Regions from separate parts of the Homo sapiens genome. Here regions 1, 3, 4 and 5 are each linked to region 2. Evidence: chromatin contacts called from ENCODE Hi-C or POLR2A ChIA-PET data. All regions are on one chromosome and are shown on one strand. The core of a region is the stretch at or near the end of the contact, and the rest is flanking DNA. Distances in the headings are between cores, read along the strand shown.

Evidence for each region. Hi-C counts contacts between places; a loop is a spot of excess contacts on that map. ChIA-PET counts read pairs that join two places held with the same protein, here RNA polymerase II (POLR2A). Pooled maps may share reads with other maps.
Region 1: a loop to region 2 is called in a map of ascending aorta, with 14 times the contacts of the local background. The contact joins the promoter of CMTR1 here to the promoter of OARD1 in region 2. A Hi-C loop is called at or near these places in 3 of 168 maps with a recorded cell type or tissue (CD8-positive, alpha-beta T cell and ascending aorta), 1 of 37 single-sample maps with no recorded cell type and 10 of 50 pooled maps.
Region 3: a loop to region 2 is called in a pooled map, with 7 times the contacts of the local background. The contact joins the enhancer-like site here to the promoter of OARD1 in region 2. A Hi-C loop is called at or near these places in 3 of 50 pooled maps. POLR2A ChIA-PET finds 5 or more read pairs at or near these places in 2 of 52 experiments (MCF 10A and T-cell).
Region 4: a loop to region 2 is called in a map of naive thymus-derived CD4-positive, alpha-beta T cell, with 21 times the contacts of the local background. The contact joins the promoter of ZFAND3-DT here to the promoter of OARD1 in region 2. A Hi-C loop is called at or near these places in 2 of 168 maps with a recorded cell type or tissue (CD4-positive, alpha-beta memory T cell and naive thymus-derived CD4-positive, alpha-beta T cell), 1 of 37 single-sample maps with no recorded cell type and 13 of 50 pooled maps.
Region 5: a map of CD4-positive, alpha-beta T cell shows a loop between it and region 2 (9-fold over the local background). The contact joins the promoter of CDC5L here to the promoter of OARD1 in region 2. A Hi-C loop is called at or near these places in 4 of 168 maps with a recorded cell type or tissue (CD4-positive, alpha-beta T cell, CD4-positive, alpha-beta memory T cell, CD8-positive, alpha-beta T cell and 1 more) and 19 of 50 pooled maps. POLR2A ChIA-PET finds 5 or more read pairs at or near these places in 1 of 52 experiments (CD8-positive, alpha-beta T cell).

The regions. Positions count from the first base shown.
Region 1 is chr6:37,431,906-37,434,605 of GRCh38, forward strand. It overlaps CMTR1 (cap methyltransferase 1), which reads left to right and starts at 1,316. Exons shown (of 24, transcript NM_015050.3): 1 at 1,316-1,472. It overlaps LOC107986531 (a long non-coding RNA gene), which reads right to left and starts at 1,318. Exons shown (of 2, transcript NR_171666.1): 1 at 1,146-1,318; 2 at 323-1,030. RefSeq lists enhancers at 998-1,499, 1,192-1,471 and a silencer at 1,472-1,661.
Region 2 is chr6:41,070,967-41,073,720 of GRCh38, forward strand. It overlaps OARD1 (O-acyl-ADP-ribose deacylase 1), which reads right to left and starts at 1,390. Exons shown (of 6, transcript NM_001329686.2): 1 at 1,270-1,390; 2 at 630-709; 3 at 166-310. The coding sequence starts at 668. It overlaps NFYA (nuclear transcription factor Y subunit alpha), which reads left to right and starts at 2,008. Exons shown (of 10, transcript NM_002505.5): 1 at 2,008-2,118. RefSeq lists enhancers at 1,409-1,618, 1,649-1,698 and silencers at 2,079-2,708, 2,739-2,754.
Region 3 is chr6:44,924,245-44,926,944 of GRCh38, forward strand. All of the region lies in intron 10 of SUPT3H (SPT3 homolog, SAGA and STAGA complex component), which reads right to left. Among named protein-coding and RNA genes, the nearest start is that of MIR586, 270 kb to the right of the region's middle. Within about 2 kb of position 1,372, at least 3 of the 41 ENCODE cell types and tissues checked have a DNase peak (open chromatin) inside an H3K27ac peak, as active enhancers do.
Region 4 is chr6:37,818,048-37,820,747 of GRCh38, forward strand. It overlaps ZFAND3-DT (ZFAND3 divergent transcript), which reads right to left and starts at 1,340. Exons shown (of 2, transcript XR_007059569.1): 1 at 531-1,340; 2 at 1-443. ZFAND3 (zinc finger AN1-type containing 3) reads left to right here and starts at 1,680. Exons shown (of 6, transcript NM_021943.3): 1 at 1,680-1,969. The coding sequence starts at 1,899. RefSeq lists enhancers at 887-1,276, 1,246-2,048 and silencers at 1,327-1,706, 1,747-1,976, 2,137-2,306.
Region 5 is chr6:44,386,291-44,388,990 of GRCh38, forward strand. It overlaps CDC5L (cell division cycle 5 like), which reads left to right and starts at 1,416. Exons shown (of 16, transcript NM_001253.4): 1 at 1,416-1,578. The coding sequence starts at 1,534. LOC124901323 (a long non-coding RNA gene) reads right to left here and starts at 1,629. Exons shown (of 4, transcript XR_007059595.1): 1 at 749-1,629. RefSeq lists an enhancer at 1,298-1,497.

The DNA of each region.
Region 1 (2,700 bases), core at 66-2,565, 3.6 Mb before region 2:
CCCAGGTTCAAGCGATTTTCCTGACTTACCCTACTGAGTAGCTGGGACTATAGGTGCGCACCACCACACCCAGCTACTTTTTTTGTATCTTCAGTAGAGACGGGATTTCACCATGTTGGCCAGGCTGGTCTCGAACTCCTGACCTCAGGTGATCCATCCGCCTCAGCCTCCCCACGTGCTGGGATTACAGGTGTGAGCCACCGCGCCCGGCGGAGACACGGCATATTTGATAAACTGAGAAGAGTCAGCATGGGGAGAACTAAGGGATAGCAGTACAAGGCATACCTGAAGAAGGGGTCATGCTGGAGGGTCTCAGAGGCCATTTTAAGGACATTAGCTTTATTCTAAGAGCAATGGGACATCATTGATGGATTTTAATCATTGTTGGGTTGTGACAGGATCAGGTTTAATTAATCAATTTTAAATTCCCTTCTTTTCACAGGTGTTGAAAATTATAAAAATCACTTTGGTTTTGTGAAGAACGCATTAGAGGGATCACAACTGGAGACAGTCACGGGAGTTTGGAGTTACTGGAGAAATTCTGCCGAGAGGGGGTAAGTGCATGAATTGTGGCAATGGGGATGGGGGTGAATGGATGGATTTGAAAGACAATTAGGAGGTAAGCGCAATTAAGTGTATGAGAAACTTTGGGGTATGAAGAAGAGGGAGATTCCTCAGATTTCTAGCTGGACCAACAGGATGGATGGCAGCGCCCTTCACCAGGAAAAAAGTGAGCTGATGGAAGAACATAAGGTGAAATTTGAATTCATGGGGTTTGAGGTGACTGAGTGAGGATGTCCAACAGACGTTTGGCCATATTGGCCTGAAAATCAGAAGAGAGGTTTGAGATGGAGAGCCAACTGTGCCCATATGGTAAGATGCTACAGGCGGCATTCCTTCTGTCCTCCCGTCCTTCGTTCAAAATCTGTTGAGATGTCCCATAGGCTGGATGTTGGGGATACAGCAGGGAACAAGAACACTGCGTTCGCTCAACCAGTTTACCATCTACCTCTCTGAACTTGTTCTTAGTCTGTAAAATGAAGATAATGATAAGATTAAGTAAGATGAGGTCGTGTGAGGGCACCTAGCACTTACAATTTTTGTATTGGTTTCTCTTCCTCAGAGCCAAAGGAGGAGATAGTTACTTTTGCTTTTGCAGCCTTTTCCGGGCGGCTTTTCCGCGCAGGCGCCCCTGGACCTCCCAGGTTGAGAGGTGGAGCGGGCCAAACCTCAGCTGCCTTTCCCGGGGCCGGGACCCGGCCGGGGGAGGACCGAGGCGCGGCGCTGTCCGTGACGTCATCAGGCTGCGCTGCCCGCAGTACTGGACCCGAGCGCGACGGTGCGGCTGGCGGACCCGGGCTGGCTTGTGGGGAAACGAAACTGAGGGAGGAGGCGGCGGCTCTGGCAGCGGCGGCGACAGTGTCGGCCTGACCCCCCCTCCGCTCCCCGGCAGCTCGCTCTCTCCCCTCAGCGTGAGTGCCGACGCGCGGCCCGGGGGGAGCAAGCGGGCGGGCGCGCGGGCTCAGCATCCTTCTCCCCTCCACCGCCGCCTGGGCCCCCCGCCCGCGGTTATGGGTCTCCTCGCCTTCTGGCCCCTTATGTCTTCCCTCCTCCTCCCACCCCCAACGCCGGCTCCCTGGAGCCCGAGCTGCCGCTGACACACGTCTCTGCGCACACATTCACACGCTCATGTTATCTTCAAATGAAGGGACTGGCCGGGAGACATGGGAGCTTATCTCTTCTCTCTGTGATTAGGGGTGGCAGTGCCAAACCGAGGCCCAGGGAGAGAAGACTGCAGAGGGGATTTGAACCCCTTCTGTGCGGAAGCAGCAGGTAGAACCAGGCCGCTTGCCTTCCGCTTAGAAGTTCCCTGCCAGAGCATTCTGCTGGCATGTGTGGGTCACTTGAGCAGGGCACTGGTTAGCTGTGTGGCCTTCACCTCTGTGGCCGCAGTCTTTTCCCGTGGAAGATGATAGGGTTGGATGAGATGATTTGGAAGGCCCAAATCTAAGGTGATGTGGTTTGGGGAGGAGCATCCGCCTCTCCTGCCTTTCACACAGCTGTTCAACAGTCCGCTTTGAGTTTGCTGTACTTCCAGTCTCCCCCCGAGTCACTTAAGAATTAAAAGCTTTTAGCGCTTGCAATGGCTAGAAGCAAGCTCTGTGATGAGCCTTCCTTTATCTCACCCTGGGGGCCTTTTGGGGGTATTTAAGACTACGGCTTAAAGTGAAATGTGGCTTAGCTTGGTCTTGCTTTCTGTTTGCTCAGTGTCTCCGGTTCTTCCCTGGGACAGCCCCTGCCTGTATCTAGTAAGAGGCTGCTTTCTCAGGAAGGTGGCGGTTGTGCATTGGGTTGATTGGCTCTTCCTTGAGTTGGAGAGAACTGAAACATGTGATCCAGGGTTTTACGAGGTTGGGAGCATCAGTGACACTTTTGGGTTTCAATACTTTCTTGCTGTACCTCGCCTTCCCTAAGGATTGTTTCCCAGCTTGTCGCCCACCCTGTATTGAGTCCTCTTTTCTGAGTTCTCTACAGCCAATCAGTTGTGTGTAAGCCACACTGTATTCACTACTTCTCTTGCTTGCTCTTTAACTTGATAATTCGTTAAGATTTCAGGGTTTCATAATCACTTCATTCCATCTTATTTTTTTCTCGTGCTTATCTCTCATGTACCTAACCATGGGGATGGATGATTGATGG
Region 2 (2,754 bases), core at 140-2,639:
TTTGATATGGTAAACGTCTAAACTAGAGGCCATTCTTGGGGAGGAAAATCTTAAAAACATTTGGTTCTTAGGAATCCCCTCTTTACACGCATATTTTATTAAAGTGTAACAGATTAAAAGGTGCTCTAGCCAGGGCAAACCAGGTAAGTGGTTTCCAAAACTCACGTTGATTTAAAAGTTCTTGCACCCCTCCAAATTTCTTCTTAAAGAGGACAGCTATCCCAGCGCCCATGCGACAATCCTCACTGATACAGTGGGCTAAAGAGTCTGTTTTCGGGCATGCAAAAAGGTCTCCTTTCACATAAGTGATCTAAAAAATGTGCAAAGGAAAAGACAATGTTTTATTAGATACAGTAAAATACTAAGCTATTTTTCTGTATTTTGTGTCCCCCACGACTACCTCTCCCGGCACCCCTTCCTCCAATCTGATTTAAAGCCAAACCAATTACAGCATGTGTAAAAGGAAAGTAATGGATGATCCCTGCCTAGAATTTTGAGCCTTTTTAAAGTAAATCAGCTAGAGAGAAAAAAAGATAATGCAATCATTAATTTAATTAAAAAGTGTTTATGCTTTTGACCTCCATTATTACGAATTTCAGTTCACCAATAAGTCAATAGTTGTTACGCACTCTGCTTCCTTCTGGATCTTCATTAAGGCTGCTGGCCATGATACTGAGTCGCTATTTCCAGAATTTAAGTGTTTCTTCAGCTATGAGAAGGGAAAAGGAAGTAAAAATGCTTAGGCAGCCTTAGTATATAATATTCTGATTGCCCTGTACAACCACTTAATAGGCTTTTTTCCCCAACGTTTATCGATGAATGTGAGTTTGTTCGGCCCCTGGGACGTAATACAAAACCCTTCTGGGGCAAAGAGGAAGAACGCTTAGGTTCGGAGGCTGTCTCGACCCGCTCTCATTTCGTGCTTTCCTGGAGCGCCCCGCTCCGTCAGCGGAAGCAAAGCCCATCCCTAAGACACGCCTCCTCCTTTCTCCAGGGCCACTCCGGAGCAAGGCCGATTTAGGACGGTCTCCTTTTCTCTGCACGACGCAAAAGTATTTCCCCAGTGGGTCTGGCTTAGAAGAAAACAGAAGGGACTTGGCCACAGTCCCGTTAAGCCGCAACCACAGAGTGTACAGGGTACTGGCGTGCTGAGCCCCAGGCGTGGGGAAAGGAAGGCGGCCTCTCAAGGAACGTTCACCCCCCACTTTTTTGGGGGGTGCGTGGGAGAAGGAAAGAGTCTATTGAAGCCTCCCATTCTCTGTCTCCTACCCTAGGGCGGGTCAGCGAGGACGCAGTCTGTCCTGGGGTCCTATGGGAGGGTGCGGGGAGGCTCGCTCAAAGCCCCAACGTACCCAAGTCACCCTTCACCTGGAAAGGAGTCGGTTGTTTGGAGGTCCCCGCCCCGCGGGGAAGGGCTCCGGATCCGACCCTGGTAGGTGGGGAGCAGCGGACCAGCCCAAACGCGGAGCCAATCCCGCCAAAGCCCTTAATTGCACGCATCTAAGATGGCCGCCCCCGCCCGGTAGCGGGGCGGAAACGAGCCCCTCTAGCTTGCTAGCCGAGCCCACACTCTTTGGCGAAGGCCGCCGAACTTCCGGCAGTAAATTCCGTGGTTTCCCGCCGCCGCCCGCGCATGCGTAACGAAACTGCCCCACGAGTCGGGAAAAGTGGCGCTTGCGCATTAGCCGCAGGGGTGTGTCCTAGTGGCCACTTGGAAAGGGGTGGGCAGCTGGCAAAGGGGCTAGTTAGCGCCTGCGTAGTACTAAGCTCAAGGCAGCGTTTTGAGTTGAAGGGTCTGGCGCGTCTGGAAAGCGCCTGCGTATTCCTTTCACTGGGGGTGGTGTCAAAGCGGGAAGGTGGGCGTGGCTTCAGGGAACGCCTGCGCGTTGCTCCTCCGAAGGGGTGGGGCGATCCCTGAACTGGAGTTAGTGGGCGTGGCCTCAGAGGCGCCTGCGCGGAGGCGGTTGGAGGGAGGCCCGATTCCCCTTTGTTCGGGTTCGCCATTTTGCTAGGCAGCGGCAGTGGCGGCGGCAGCGGCGGCTGGAGCCTCTGATTGGGTTTCGGAGTCCGGTACTGGAGCCAATCAGCGCGGGCAGCGAACCGGGGGAGCGAGGCACGGTGAGTGTGAGGAGCCAATATCCAGCGGCCCAGAGCCGGCCCCAGCGCCCCGATTGGCGGGTCTCGCTGACCACTCAGGAGAGGCCCAGGCGCCCGTCGAGCCCGGGGAGTCGAGCTGAGCCTAGCCGAGCCGGGCGGCCAGCGGCCCCGGCCCGGGGCCTGCGAGCGCCTCGGGGCACTCCCGGCCGAGGCCTGCAGGGGCCGCCCCGCGCGGGGATGGCGCCTCGGGGAGCAGGCACCTCGGGGCTCCGACCCTCGCAGGGTGCCAGGGCCAGTTGGGAATGCGTCCCTGTTCCCCGACTCAGGCCCAGGTTCTCAGGCCCCAGGCCTGGGGCCACGAATGGCCCTACACTAGGGGACACATGCGCGCCCTGGGCCTCGGCGATTTCCTCCTGGTCGTTCTGGCCGCAAACTTAAACCTGCCCTTGCACTCTCCACTCTCCGGCCCTTGGGACAGGAAGCCTCCCCGGGGCCCGCGCCCCCCGCTCCCCGCTCCCAGCGAGCCGGGTCTGTCTTATCTGCAGCCCCTCTAGGTCGGGAGGGAGGCCTGGGGAGGGTGCGCGCCGCGGCCGCGGGGTCCCGTGTGCGGCTGGCAACGGGGCTGGCCCGCCCACGCCTCGGAGCCCTATGGGCCCG
Region 3 (2,700 bases), core at 122-2,621, 3.9 Mb after region 2:
ATAGCACATTATTAAAAACGGCTGTATTTTGAATCAAACTCTTTTCAATGCTGTGCAATTAAAAATATACAAAAATAAAGTGGACATTAATGGATATAATATTCCAACTGTCATCCATAACTTTGACTTCAAAATACACCTATACTTACTGAGTGAAATTTTAAGAGTGGATCTTCCTTACACAAATACAGACTTAATACCTCTTGGAATACTTGTCTTCTACAGAATTTAGTTTAGGAAATGCTGTAGTTTTAGAATAAAACCACTGAAAGAGTTAAGAATACAGGTCAACCAATAAAGAAAAAGTTTAATGGGTAGGATTAGTAAGAATTTATTGAAGCCTATGGTACCAGTAAGCCATAGAGTATTTAGCTGCTGTACACAGAAAAGGCTCTGGTGATTAAAATTAAAAGTAATTAAATTAAATGTTTCATATCTTTCTGGGAAATACTCACTTTCAGGTTATTCTTATATGATAAATATGCTACATGTTAATTTTTTTCCTTAGGATCAGTGGCCTACAGTTTTAAACATATGTTTGGTTTCCAATCTGTAATAATAGATTTAGTACTCTCAAAAAATTTATTATGAAAATTTTCACTTCCAGTAAAAACACATATAATTTATTTCTACCCAATTTCTACTTGGTATTTACATTTGAAAATTATTCTAATATTTTGTGACATTTAATTTTCCAGGTTGAACACATAAGATGCAGACAAACCTAATGTGCTCATGACATAAATATTTGCAAATATGAAATTCTAGATCAAAATGATCAAAACAATCTGCCATGCCACTTTTGTTTTTAAAAGTTCAATGTGAAGAATTCTTTAAAAATTTTTCATATTTTCGATCCCTATTAGTCCATTATGAACATCCCTAAACTAATGATATGAAAACATCTCTAGTACCCTCTAATAAATTTACATCAAAGTAAATGGGCACAGTAATCTGAGAGTCAGGAGGCTGGATTCTAGGGTTAGTTCTGTCATGCACTTGCAAAGTGTCTTTGGGTACAGCACAAAGCTTCTCAGAGGTCCAGACTAACTGGCTAGCTCAAGTCCTCTCCAGTAAGGACTAGAGATTTGTTTCTACAGATGCACTTAAGGTATTATTCAGGTTAATGACCATGCTTAAATGAGCAATTTTATTGTCTCACTATTCTAGTTCAATAGAAAGTTACCTGATAACATGCAAGTTCAGAGGGTTAACATTTTTCTACTGTGAATATCAGGAGAAACTAAAATAGATTTAGGCATTACAGATGGGATTATGTCATCACACTCGGCAAACACAGTTTCCTTTCTCTGGCTTTCAAAATTACAGACCTGGGTTTATATCAGCAATTTACAGCACTTCCCATTGAGAGCTAGGCTTGAGTAGGTAACCATGGGTACCACCCACTGCTTGTAAATAGTGAAGATCTAGATAAAACATGTCTGACCACCTTCCCTGTGACATAAGAGAACACTAGACTACCCCTCAGAGTTATTTTCTCTGAGAGAAAACACCAAATGCTCTAATCATAACATTTTAAAATGCTCTTTACTTCTAACCCTGAACAAGTAAATTCTAAGAATGTTTTTGTTAAAATCATTACCATTACCATTCAAAAGCATTTGAATTTTTAGGTTGTGAAAAAAATATTCTTCAAACAAATGCCAATGAATTTTCTGATGGGACAATTCATTTAAACCTTTGTTACACCCATTTTTAGACCCTGAGGCCCTTCCTCAATATTGTATTCTTTATATATTCAGGTAGTACATACAAAACATTATCAATAATTTTGGAAAATAATACAGAATAGAAAACAGAAAGACCCGCGATACGCTTGTAGTAATTTAACAGATGATAAATAAAGTAATCCTAATAAATAGGAACTGGATAGATTACTCATTTAATTGATTGGCATATTTTGATATTTAGTTTTTATATTATAGAAACTCTCATTCCATATATTAGATAAAAATGTAGAATTATAGTTGAATAAAAAATAATTAAAAATACAGATGTGTATTTAATCTCAGGTTATACAATTTTTTAAATCTTAAGACAACGGAATATTATAGAGGAAAATACCAGTAGACCTAACTACATAAAATCCTATATATTGAAAACATATCGAATTAGAAAAAAATTAAGATAAATGGAGAACTGGGAAAAATACCTGCAACAAACCTGACAAAAAGTTTTACTGTTCATGACTGATAAATGTCTTAAAAATTTTTTTAATTACAAAAATTTATTCACATAAGTTAGTAGATTCATACAAATAAATCTAATGCCCTACAAAAAATGGCAAAGACATAATTCAATTCAAAGAAATACAAATTATTAGTAAATATATAAAAATGTTCAATATCATTAGTTATCAAATACAAATTAAAACAAAAATATCCTATCACTCACTAGCTGTATGTTAACTTGGGAAGGCTAGTAACAGTCTGTTAGTTTTCTCATCTATAAATTAACAATAGTTTCTATTTGTTAAGGTCGTCATGAGGCCTGTGTGAGTCAGTACAGTGCAGTGCATGATGCATGAGTGCTCAACAAATATTAGCTGCTATAGTTGCTACTTTATTTTTGCCTGGAAAATGACAAAAATAAAACTGATAATATTCAACGCTGATTTGAGTTTATACTCTCATATACCACTTATACAATTATGAAGTCATTCATGTTTTCTAAGAATTA
Region 4 (2,700 bases), core at 90-2,589, 3.3 Mb before region 2:
GGCTTTGGAAAATCCACCAAATTAAAACTAAACATTGTGCATAATAAATCAGCACTCACATTTTAGGGTGTTTTGGCTTTAAGTGCTTGATTTTTGCAATCATTAACTTCACCATCAACAGCATCTGTGGCATATTAAGCTAAATGCGATCCTTGCTCTTTAGAGGCCAAAATAAACATCAATGTTAACAAACCCACACAGTATGCACAAACAGAAATGTGATTTGGTATATAAAGAAATAAGATAGCAACATTTGGTAATCAAATTAATCTAGGTAATAGTCTCTCTGAGGCTCTGATATACCCGACAGGCAAGGAGGGTATACGGCAGCTATTCCTAAGAGCCAGGAAGTCTTCCTCAGCGATGGGTCTCCAAAAGGTCTGGAGGATGTTGCCTCCGTGTTGAATTAGTCATCAATAATCGATTTCTCTGTTCATGACTAACTGGAGATCAGAATGAGCTCAGGATCAAGGACTAGGATCGTTAAAGGACTCATTTTTTTAGTGTCTCAAACTTCTTTGGTCACTTACCAATTTCCATTACTGATTCAGCTACAGCTCCCCTTTCCCCTCCAAAAACCAAACGTGTCAGCTGTAGGAAGAAGTGCGGCTCTCCTAGCCTGGGCATAGGGACTCGCCTGGGCATAGATAATGTACTTGTGGCTCTGTGGTTGGGAGTGGAGACAAGGAACTCCCCAACACCGGTGGGGGAGAAGAGACAAGGAAGTTGCCCCAGACAAGGGGCTGGGGGAGGGGCATTTCCCAAAAGTTCCTGTCAAGAGACCAGTATACCGGGTGGAACTATAAGAGTTGTTTGGGTGTGGCGGGACCAGGAAGAGAGAGAGAGATGCCCAGGGAGTTGGCAAATTGGGGAGAATGGCTCCCCGGAATCGCCCAGGAGCCAGAGCGGCAGCTCCAGGGACCTTGACTCCGACGCCCCCGGGAAGCCAGAGCTCCACTTCCGCGTTTGGCATTGCTCCCCCAGGCCCCTCCTCGCACTCGGTTACGGGTTCTACGGGCGCATGCGCCGCCACTCTGGGACTGGCCCAATTTACCCTACACAACTAATCTGCTCCTCCCCCTCCCGCTTGGAGCGCACCATTCGCGTTTAGGGGGAGGCACCGCGCCCCGGAGTACTCAGAAACCTGCTCCCCTTCTTCAGACAGGGGGAAGATAAGTTTGCTTCAGATTCTAAAAGTTCTAAGAATACGAAGGCCTCAGCCGCCCGTCGCCGGGCGACAGCCCGAGGCTCTCGTTTTCTCCCACAGCCCCGCACTCCGCCTTTGAGGCGCGGAACGAAGTGGCACGCCCGGATCCCAGCTGATCAGCGGCTGGGCTTTGGCGTTGGCTCCCCCGGGCGAGACCATTGTGACTCCTCGGGAGGGGCGCACGCCGGGGAGGGGGCGGAGCGGCCATTGTCCGGTCAGCGCAGCCTCCGGGGGAGGGGACGGTGTTACGGAGACAGCAGGGCCCGGGGCTTCAGAGCGGCCGCTGCGACTCCGGAGCCGGCGGGGGGCTCCGGTCCTTCCCTGCGCCACCGCACAGGACATCTCTCTGGCTGGGGAGCGGCGGTGAGACCCGCCGAGGGCGTCTGTGTCCCTCCTCCCCCGCGGTCCTCGGTGCGTCCGCACGCCCCTCCTCCTCGGCTCCCTCCTTCTTCTCTCCGCGCCTCTCCGCCCCCTCCCCGTCTCCGCAGGCCGAGTGGTGCGGCCCGCCTCCAGCTGACCGGCCTGGAATCCCGGCTCCGAGCCCCGGACTCGCGCCCGCCCGCGCGCCCGCTCCTTCCCCCTCCCCCCGCCCCGAGCCCCCCGACGCCGCCGCCACCGCCTCCTCAGAGCGGGGCCCGGGCCCAGCCGCCGCCACCGCTGCCGCCGCCGAGCTCCGCCGCCGCCGAGCACCATGGGAGACGCTGGGAGCGAGCGCAGCAAAGCGCCCAGCCTGCCGCCTCGCTGTCCCTGCGGCTTCTGGGGGTAAGTGCCCGGCCGGGTGGGGGCGGGGGGCGGGGGCCGGGGGCGCAGACGCCAGGGCAGCCTGGGCAGGCCTCGGGGCCCGGGAGGCCGGAACCTTGGAGGCTGGGCCCAGCCCGGGCCTACGGGGAGGGGGTGGGGGTCGCGTTCCGGGGAGGGGTGCCGGGTGGGGAGCTGGGGGTGGGCAGAGAAGGCCCTGCCGGGGGTGCGTTGCTACCCTTTGGGACTCGCCGGCCTGAAGCTCGGGCCCACGGGGGCCTCCTGGGCCACGGGTGAGGGGGGCAGGGCGGCGGGGAGGGATGAGGGGGCGGCGTTGACCGCTCCGGGAGGAGCAGGGGTGCCCCTTCCGTGGGCATGTGGAAGCCAGCCCTTCCTCCCTCCCGGGGCGTGAGTTGGTGCCCAGGCACTAGGAGGGTATTTCCTCTGACTTCTTCACCTCCCCTCCTCCCCGTCCTCCGGAGACTTGCATCATCACTTCCTAGATTATATCCCAGTGCCCCATTTGCTTTTAGGAAGCTATTCACACGTCACCCGTTTGTAAAAACCGAGTCCAGAACCAGGCTGGGGTAAAGTTATAAGATTGTTGAGGTCTCACCTTCATGTAAAACACGTTTCAGGAGATATGTAAAATTTCCTTGTCAAAAAGGAAGAAAAAAACCACACAAAACCTGAAGTCAGCCTGGATTGGGGAATATGAGATCCAGTTTCCTCAGTTGGCTCTCAAATTCTCCTCT
Region 5 (2,700 bases), core at 166-2,665, 3.3 Mb after region 2:
GATACCCCATTTACCCTGATGTGATTATTATGTGTTGTATGCCAGTATCAAAATATCTCATGTACCCCATAAATATGTGTGTACTATGTACCCACAAAAATTAAATATAACAAATTAAAAAAAAACCGCCCCATTACAGGAGAGGTCCAAATGAAAACATTTTGTTTGAGTTTAACTGGCCACAGGTCCAATGGTTTCTTATACACCACACAGTGGGTAAACAGCTCAAGGGCGGGCTGCCCGCCAGCATAAACCTTTGAGTGGCAAACACTACCAGGGTGGCCATGGAAAATGCCCTCTTGCTGACCATAATTGCACAGAATGTGTGTAAATAAAAGCTAAAAGGAAAAAGAAAATTCTGTAGCTCTTCCAGAAGAGGCAAACGGAGAAATGAAGAAATATAAAGAGATAGGCACTATATAAATACTAAGTACTATAAATAGGGCATTTCCCAACCCACTAAATATTTTGATATTTTCCAGGGATGGAGCCAGAGATGTTCTGGAAGGATGAAGGAGACTGCATGAGTAATTGGGGTGGGGTAGCAGAGAGTTTGCCAATCCCTACCTCACTGGGTTTTAGTTATGTTTCAGTTAATCTGCCTCCTCATTTACGAGGCGGGTATTGTTAGCTCCACTTTTCAGATGAGGATACTGAGATTCAGTAAGGTTATTACCCAAACTTATGAGAAAGCCAAGATTTCACAATATTTCAACCCAACTCGACTTTGTCTAATACCAGTGCGTACCAATGGCATTATTAATCCAGACTGGGCGATGAATTAAAAACTCTGACGTGACGTTTCTGCAGGTTTCTGGAAGAAGCCTGGATCACCTGGGGACGGGGTGAAGTTGGCGTTGCCCTCCTTGCAGTAATAGCTGCTATTGTTTTGCAGCAGTTATTATGGATCAGATACTGTGCTGGGTCTATGATCTCATTTAGCCCTTACGACAATCCTGTGAGGTTGGCATTACTATGATCTCTATTTTACAGGTTAGGAAACTGAGCCTTAAATAAACTACTGGATTTTCCTGAGTATTCTGTGAATAAATTCCTATTACTGAAATACTTGAAAGGGCTAGATTAATAAATTAACAAAGCCTTCTTCGGAGCAACTGTGCTGAAATTCCGTACGCGTGACGTTCCCACCCTCTGCCACTCGGTGACGTCACGATCAATCCCACCACTAAGTTCCCAGCCAAGCGCTACCGCCGCTATCTCGCGAGAGCCGTAGTTTCTTCCATTCTGTTTTGGACATGCGCGGGGCGTAAGGCGCTTTGGCCAGAGTGGTTTGATGGTTTTGTGTTAGTCTTCCTGCAGCTGAGCTTCCACAAGACACTTTTTCCCTTTCAGCCACCCAATATCTCGCGAGACTTGCTATTCTGCGCCCCCTCCCACCTTGCGCTTGCGCAGATCTTCAAAGCAGAAGGTCGCGCTTGGAGGAAGTGGCGGCTTTGAGTCCGGTGGCCCAATCGCTGTTACTACTTCTCTGAAGCTCCTCTCGGCTGCTTGCCGAGACACCCTGCCGCCAAGATGCCTCGAATTATGATCAAGGGGGGCGTATGGAGGAATACCGAGGTAAGTCTCCTTTTCCCGCCGTCCGCTGCCCGCCGCTCCCTCTAGCAGCTTGTGCGCACGCGCGCGGAGGTCGGGGGGGCGACGAGGAGACCCTGTGGGGTCTGCGTGGAGGGCAGCCCGGGGGCTGACCCTTGGGGCCCTTTCCGTGTGTCTGGCCCCGTGTTGTGCGAGCGCCAGTAGGACAGGGACCGTGATGTCACCACCTGGCTACTCGGCTCCAAGCTCACTTGTTAGGCCCTGAGTGAACATTTGTTGACTTGAATACGCCCCCTCCCACCCCGCCCCCCCGCCCCCCCCGGCCCCGGGAAGAACTCAGAGTTCCAACTCAGCCAGAGTTGGTCCCCCGGGGCACCATCCACTCTTAGTCCAGGCACCACGACTCTGTCTCATACTCAGAAATAAAGAAGTTGCCGTGGCCACAACTTTGTGTCTCCATTGACTTCCTTGCAGAGGGGAAGCAGTTTGAGTGCCAGGTTCAGAGAGCCCGTTTATGCCCGCATCTCTCTGGTTATCTGTTATCAGGGCATAACCTGTCTGCCATCTCGACAGATCCCAAGGTCTGTCTCTTTCTGTCACTGCCTTTGCCTAGATAGAAGCCAGAAAGGAAAAACTGGCCTAGGATAGTCTCTGTTTCCAGAAACGTAGTGGATAGTGCCATTGGTGAGCCAAAGGGCAGTAGAGTGGGAGTGAAATAGAAATTAGATTTTAGTGCGTTTTGTGTTCAGAGTGTACCGAATTTATCAGTTTCTGGAGCACATCATGTCTTTTCATGCTCTGTGTCTTTTTTTCGTTACATTTTATGGCTTCTTTTTTTTTTTTTTTTTACATCTTTTGCCTTCCTAGCGCTTGACATCTTTCTGATCATCCTTCAAACCTAGTTCGGAAACACTTCTTGGAATCTCTGTAAGAATTAATTGCACCCCCGATATTCTCATGATACCTTTTTCTTCCGTTTGTTAAAACTTGCTTTGTCTTTTTGTAAGCATCACATCCTCTGTGTGGTACTCGGTAAGTTTCTTAACTTCTGAAAGCCTCAGTTTTCTACTTTTTCTAAATTGGGATAATAATACTTAACCTCTCTTGAGGATTACACGAGTTAATACGTTTGGAATATTTAGATCA